Linked DNA regions of Homo sapiens: region 1 is linked to region 2. Evidence: read pairs that join two places in POLR2A ChIA-PET (ENCODE). Cell type or tissue: OCI-LY7. All regions are shown on one strand. Each heading gives the region's core, and the rest is flanking DNA. Links, peaks and the distances in the headings are about the cores only.

What was found. ChIA-PET counts read pairs that join two places held together with the same protein. Peaks named below come from ENCODE experiments on the same cell type or tissue, not always from the same donor. Only the 100,000 strongest peaks of a DNase experiment are listed, where the experiment ranks them.
Region 1: POLR2A ChIA-PET joins it to region 2 with 5 read pairs; 2 of 35 experiments call an interaction of 5 or more read pairs at or near these places.

Annotation. Positions count from the first base shown.
Region 1 is chr9:116,811,774-116,814,693 of GRCh38, forward strand. The region is part of intron 12 of ASTN2 (astrotactin 2); the gene reads right to left. Among named protein-coding and RNA genes, the nearest start is that of TRIM32, 130 kb to the left of the region's middle. In OCI-LY7, for the core only: no CTCF peak of the experiment used is centred there; no DNase peak of the experiment used is centred there.
Region 2 is chr9:116,759,156-116,762,075 of GRCh38, forward strand. All of the region lies in intron 13 of ASTN2 (astrotactin 2), which reads right to left. Among named protein-coding and RNA genes, the nearest start is that of TRIM32, 73 kb to the left of the region's middle. In OCI-LY7, for the core only: no CTCF peak of the experiment used is centred there; a DNase peak (open chromatin) is centred at 1,646; H3K4me3 peaks cover 1,233 bases; H3K27ac peaks cover 1,638 bases.

The DNA.
Region 1 (2,920 bases), core at 138-2,637, 53 kb after region 2:
TGTTATTGTTGTTGTTACTTAGTCCATTAACCCATTTACATATCCCAGGAAGTATAAATTTATTTCTATTGGTTCTCATATCCTAGTTGCTGGCCTCTATCTAGATCCAGATTTCTGAAAGTTGACATAGTTGCCATTCTTTGATTCCTTTTTTGTTTTTCTGCTGCTTCACAGTGTATGTTTGAGAACTTCTTATGTTGCATTCATTGGAAATAAGGTATACATATAATTTGTATATATTTTTACATGTGGAATTATCATATAGAAGTTAAATATATGCATTATTTGTGTGTGTGTCTCTGAGTGTGTGTGTGTACATACACACGTATTTGCAAAGCTCAGTCCCACATTCAGGATCCCAAAGTTTAGTGGAATGCTTTTGTATATATGACCTGGTTTGCTCCTTATAACCTGTAATAGGTAGAATAATGGCCTCCTCAAAATGCCCACATCCTAATCCCGAACACCTGAGGTTATCTGACATGGCAAAGGAGACTTTGAAGATGGGATTAAGTAAAGAATTTTGAGCTGGAAAGATTATCCTGGATTACTTGGGTGATCTCAATGTCATCACATGTTTCCCATAAGAGGGAGATAAGCGTGTTAGTCAGAGGAGGAAATGCAACTTAGAAGCAGAGGAGAATAAGAGGGGAGCAGAGTAACGGACCATGAGTCAATGAATGCAGATGCTCCCTAGCAGTTGGAAAAGGCAAGGAAATAGATCTTCCCCTAAGGCCTCCAGAAGGAATGCAGCCCTGCCACTGTCTTGATTTTAAGAATATTGACCTTGAGAACTGTAAAATAAAGTGTGTTATTTTAGGACACTAAGTTTGTGGTGATTCATTACAGAAGCAATAGGAAATGTGAGACACTCACAGGGAGGTATTGTCTCCACTTTCAGATGAGAAAATTGAGGTTTACAGAAGTTGAGTGACTTGCCCATGGAGGTATGTCTAGTCAATAGTGGTGCTGGGAATCAAAACTTAGGAGCTCAAGACGTGTGTGTGAATGTGAGTGTGTGTGTACGACTTTAAGCATATCACAACTGTGGATTTACAGTGATTTTTCTTTTCCCTGTGGGTGGGAAAAGATTGTGGCTTGCAGGAGAGATTCAGGGGGAAAAAAATTCCCATCCTTGTAAAGGAAAATGATCCCCTGAGTTTTGAAACAGGAGCAGTTCTCCCCCGCCGAGCCACCTAAGGGCATAGGAAGGTTTATGCTAAGGTCTATTTAGTTGTTGGGTTTTTTTTAAATTTTATTTTTGTACTATGACACATAATTATATAGCTTCTTTAGAACATTCTGTCATCTGGGAGATTTTCCTACAGAAATTCTAAAGAGTGTAGGCTCACAGGAAACCAGCCAAGATCTACATGAAACTCTATTTATACATGTGCCAAAATGAAAAATATAAAATAAGTGCAGAGATACATACCGGGCATTTTAGCTGAAGGCAATGGATGTGTTACCCTTAACACACCCATCACATTATAGAGAATACCAAAACTAGATGGGATTTTAGAGAGTGCACCATAAAACCTTCTATGTGTTTAGCTCAGAGCATGTTTTATTTAATCCTCATAGCAACATTGTGAGATGGGTACTTTCATTCCAACATTGTCACAGAGGATCCTGAGGCTTGGGACATCTAAGCTCACTAATCAAGGTCACATGAGCATTTTGGAAAAGCCAGAACCTTGACTTGGGTCTTCTTACTCCAAATCCTGTGCTCCTTCCAGTTAATTACAAATGACCTCTTCCTATCTGTTTGTTGTTTGAAGGAGAAAATTGAGACTGACAGACAAATGGTATTGTGTACAAACTCTCAAAGCAAAGTATTTCTTTTTCTCATGTATTTTTTCCTTATTTATTAATTTATTCTTCAATGGTTTGTGGAATCAACAGAATTATCAAAATACATATCCTAGAAACTTTTTGAAAATAAGGAAGGAATCAAATCCTTAAAAATATTAAGAATAGGCCAAGTGCGATGGCTCATGCCTATAATCCCAGCACTTTGGGGGGCTGAGACTGGCGGATCACCTGAGGTCAGGAGTTCAAGACCAGCCTGGTCAACATGGCGAAACCCCATCTCTACTAAAAATACAATAAATTAGCTGGGTGTGGTGGTGAGCGCCTGTAATCCCAGCTACCTGCAAGGCTGAGGCAGGAGAATTGTTTGAACCCGGGAGGAGGTGGTTGCGGTGAACTGAGATTGTGCCATTGCGCTCCAGCCTGGGTGACAGAGCAAGACTCTGTCTCAAGAAAAAAAAAAAAAAAAGAGAGAGAGAGAAAAGTAGTTAAGGGTAAGAATAGCTCAAGGAGCTGCACAACAGGTAGACTTGGACCAACGTTAGGAATAAATCTAAGTATCCTATTACTAAGGCAAGAAAGGAACAGGTTCCTTCCCAGCTTTCCTAGTGCAGAAACCTGTGAAAACCCCACCCTGGGATCATCAGGGCTAGAACCAGCACCTAAGGAACTCAACTGCATTAACCCTTCTAACTGATATCATGGGAATCTTTTTCACCAACACCCTCAGGATTGTCCCAACATTAACCAAACGAAGATCAGAGGAGGTGTTCTCTGAGCGGTCTTGGGTTGCAGGTTTTATTCAAGGGAAAATTTAGAGTTTCTAGAAAAAGAAAAGAAAGAAGTGAATAGAAAATGGAATTCCATGGGAAACTCTGGATTAATTATATAGCAGATTTTATCTAGTCTAAGACCCCTAATAATGGTAAGAAACACTCTCAGTTTACATAACACTAAGAAAGAAACAAGGAAAAAAAAAAGACTGCCAAATAAACTCTGTCAAATCATTAAAACTAAGATACCTTCCCACTTCAGAAATGTTAAAATGTGGAAAATATGGGCACTTTAGAATCAATGAAATATGTTTCTCCACTGCATGATTTGGGAG
Region 2 (2,920 bases), core at 185-2,684:
AGGCCTGAGCCACCATGGTTGGCCCATGGCATTCTTAATATCTATCATAGACTCTACCACTTGGTATGGGCCCAGTTTGTGCTGGATAAATGGATGACTGAAGCATTCAGAAGAAAAGTATGTGTGAGAAATGATTTCCTAGACCTTTAGCCCTATAGAGTAAAAGCAAATAATTTATTGAGGGGCACTGAGCTGTAAACATTTTCTACCTTAAGTCTCAAAACATACATAACCGATTGTTCGCAATTTACCTATGAGGGCTCTGAGATTTGCCTGTGGTCATACAGCTCCTAAGGAGCAATAACAATATCAGAACCTGTGTTTTGCTGCTACCAGTGCCTGTTTTCACAACCATGCTCTTCTCTTCTGGGTCACTGACTTGGCTAGTGAGAAATATAACATTCCCTCTGTCTGCTATACTATTTCTTTCTGCTTGTATACTGATGACGCTTTTACTTCATTCATGCCTCTGCTTAATTGTCACCTCCTCCAAGAAGCCTGACGTGATCACTGTGTATAAAGCAAAACTTTCCAATTCCTTATCCTTCTTTATTTTTCTTTATATCACTTATAACCACTGGAAATACATGTTTATTTTCTCTCTGCTGCTGCCCCATCCCCATCTCTTCCCAGAATGTTATTTCCATGAGGGCAAGGACCTTAATCTCTCTTGCTAACTGCTATTTTACCAACATCCAGAATAGTACCTGACACATAAACCTGCTCAGCACGTATTTATGAAATGACTGAGAGGATGACTGAAAAACCCTGGGTCAGATAGTTAAATATCCGTTTAATGTCAGATATGATCTTTCTCTTGCAGGACCCTGGTTTCTTTATCAGTCAGAAAAGATACGAAGTGCCAGACCTGAGGCTTCCCTGTAAATACGGGAAGGGCTAACAGGACGGGTTTAGGAGCTTACCAAAAAAATAAGATATCATTATTATCATTGCAAAGCACATGTGCACATACTCCATGGACACAGATCTTTCATCCTCTCCAGGTAGAACATCCCAGGTGACTGCCAAAACTTCCCTGGGCTGGGATGCACAGGCTAGCCTCAAAGTGCCAGCTTTTGCCACACCCAGGAGAAAGGCCTCCACTAAGCCAAATCAGTGTCTCAGTGTTAAGACTATTTTTTGAACAGAGAAGTATGGGGCAGCATTTGTGGCACCAACACTTGGTGGCCACATAATATTGGGTGAGTCACTTGCACAAAACCAAAGTAATGATAACACCCATCTTTGAGGGCACTTGCTAGAATCAAATGAACTGATCATTTTACAAACACTTTCTGACATACAAAGCTTAACACTGATGTAAGACCCTAACCTTAGACGTGAAAGCCAGGCTGAGCAATTCAGACCTGACTGTGACTTGGGAACAATGGGAGGATTCCGAGCGAGGAACAGACACATTAAGGCATATCTTTGGGAAGCAAACCTGGTAGTGTGTGCAGGCTGGGCCTCTGCTGTTGGTTCCTTTTTTTCCTTCTAGATTGTGCCTGGGGAAGGGGGAGGGGAGAGAGGTAGAATCTGCAGTGTGGGAAATCCCACTTTGACTCTACCACTTGCAGAAGGGAGTGGGGGTGGCAGGGAACAGACTTGGGTGACAGGCACCACTTGTGCCACCCTGATTAACTGGGAAAATGCAAATCTGCACTTCCTTCCCCGCCGCAGCTAACAAGATAATGAATATTTTCATCAGCTGCAGAGAATACAAACATCTGTAGGAACACCAAACCTACTCTCAAGGGTTGGGGGAGGAGGGGAGGACGCGGAGGTGGGGAAACGCAGCTTCTCTGCAGATTTAGGGAAGAGGAAATGTGCTGAGATGCTGGAAGGATGGCTGGGAGCTGGAAATGGGCAGCTCTGGCTGGCGCCTCCCATGCATGGTACAACGGGGAATAGCTAACTGTCCTCCACCCCTCATATCTGCTGTTCATTCGTGGTTGTGCATGTTGTCACTTTGTCCAGCAACCTTCAATTTATTCACCTGCACCTGCATCGATCCCTCTGCCCTTCCACTCATCAAGTCACTAAACATTTGCTGATTGCTATTGTGTCCCAGGCATGAACCTAGGCTCTCAGAGAACACAGATAAATGAGACATCCCTTGTCCTGTTGTCTTAAAGTAGCTCATTCATTCACTTAATGATTAAATTCTTATTAATGAAGTACCTGCTGTGTGGTAGGTACTCACAATCCTGTTGAAATAGACATGGGAACTGGCCTACTCTTGAAGGTGCTCTCTGCAAGAGAAGAGCGCAGAGTAGGAAGGATCACTCAGCCTTTCACGGAAAGAGGTGTTCAAAGAAGACTCCTGGAGGAGTTGGCGGACTCCTGATGTCAATCAAGAATGAATCAGAGTATTTTAGGCAGAGAAACTAGAAGAGCATTCCAGGTAGAGGGAACAGCATGTACAAAGTCAAGTAGGCATGAGGAATCCCAGGGAACTCAGGGAACTACAAGCAGCTCTGTAGAAATGGGTGATAGCAGGTAAGACAAGGGGTGGGAACAGTGACGGGAGACACTTGAGAGATGGGCTTGAGTCCAGGTATCTGGAACTGTGTCCACCAAGATAAAGAGGTTAGACTTTATCCTGGGCACAATGAGGAGGCCCTGATGAGCTCTGAGCAGGGGAGTGATCTAATGAGACCTGCATGTTAGACGATCATTCTGGCTGCTATATGGAGAATGAATTGGAGTGAATTCAGGATGAAGAAGAGCAAGGGAGCTGTTGAGGATTCCTGTCCCTTATGCAATATTCAGAAAGAATTGGAGAGAACACTCTGTGGGTGCTGGCGAAGATTCTTAGATGTGGACATGCAGCTTTGCCATTTAATCAGGTCTGGTCTGTGGCTTTGCATAGCTCCCTGAGAGTCAGGGCCTACTAATAATTCCTCCTTTGTGGAGTTTT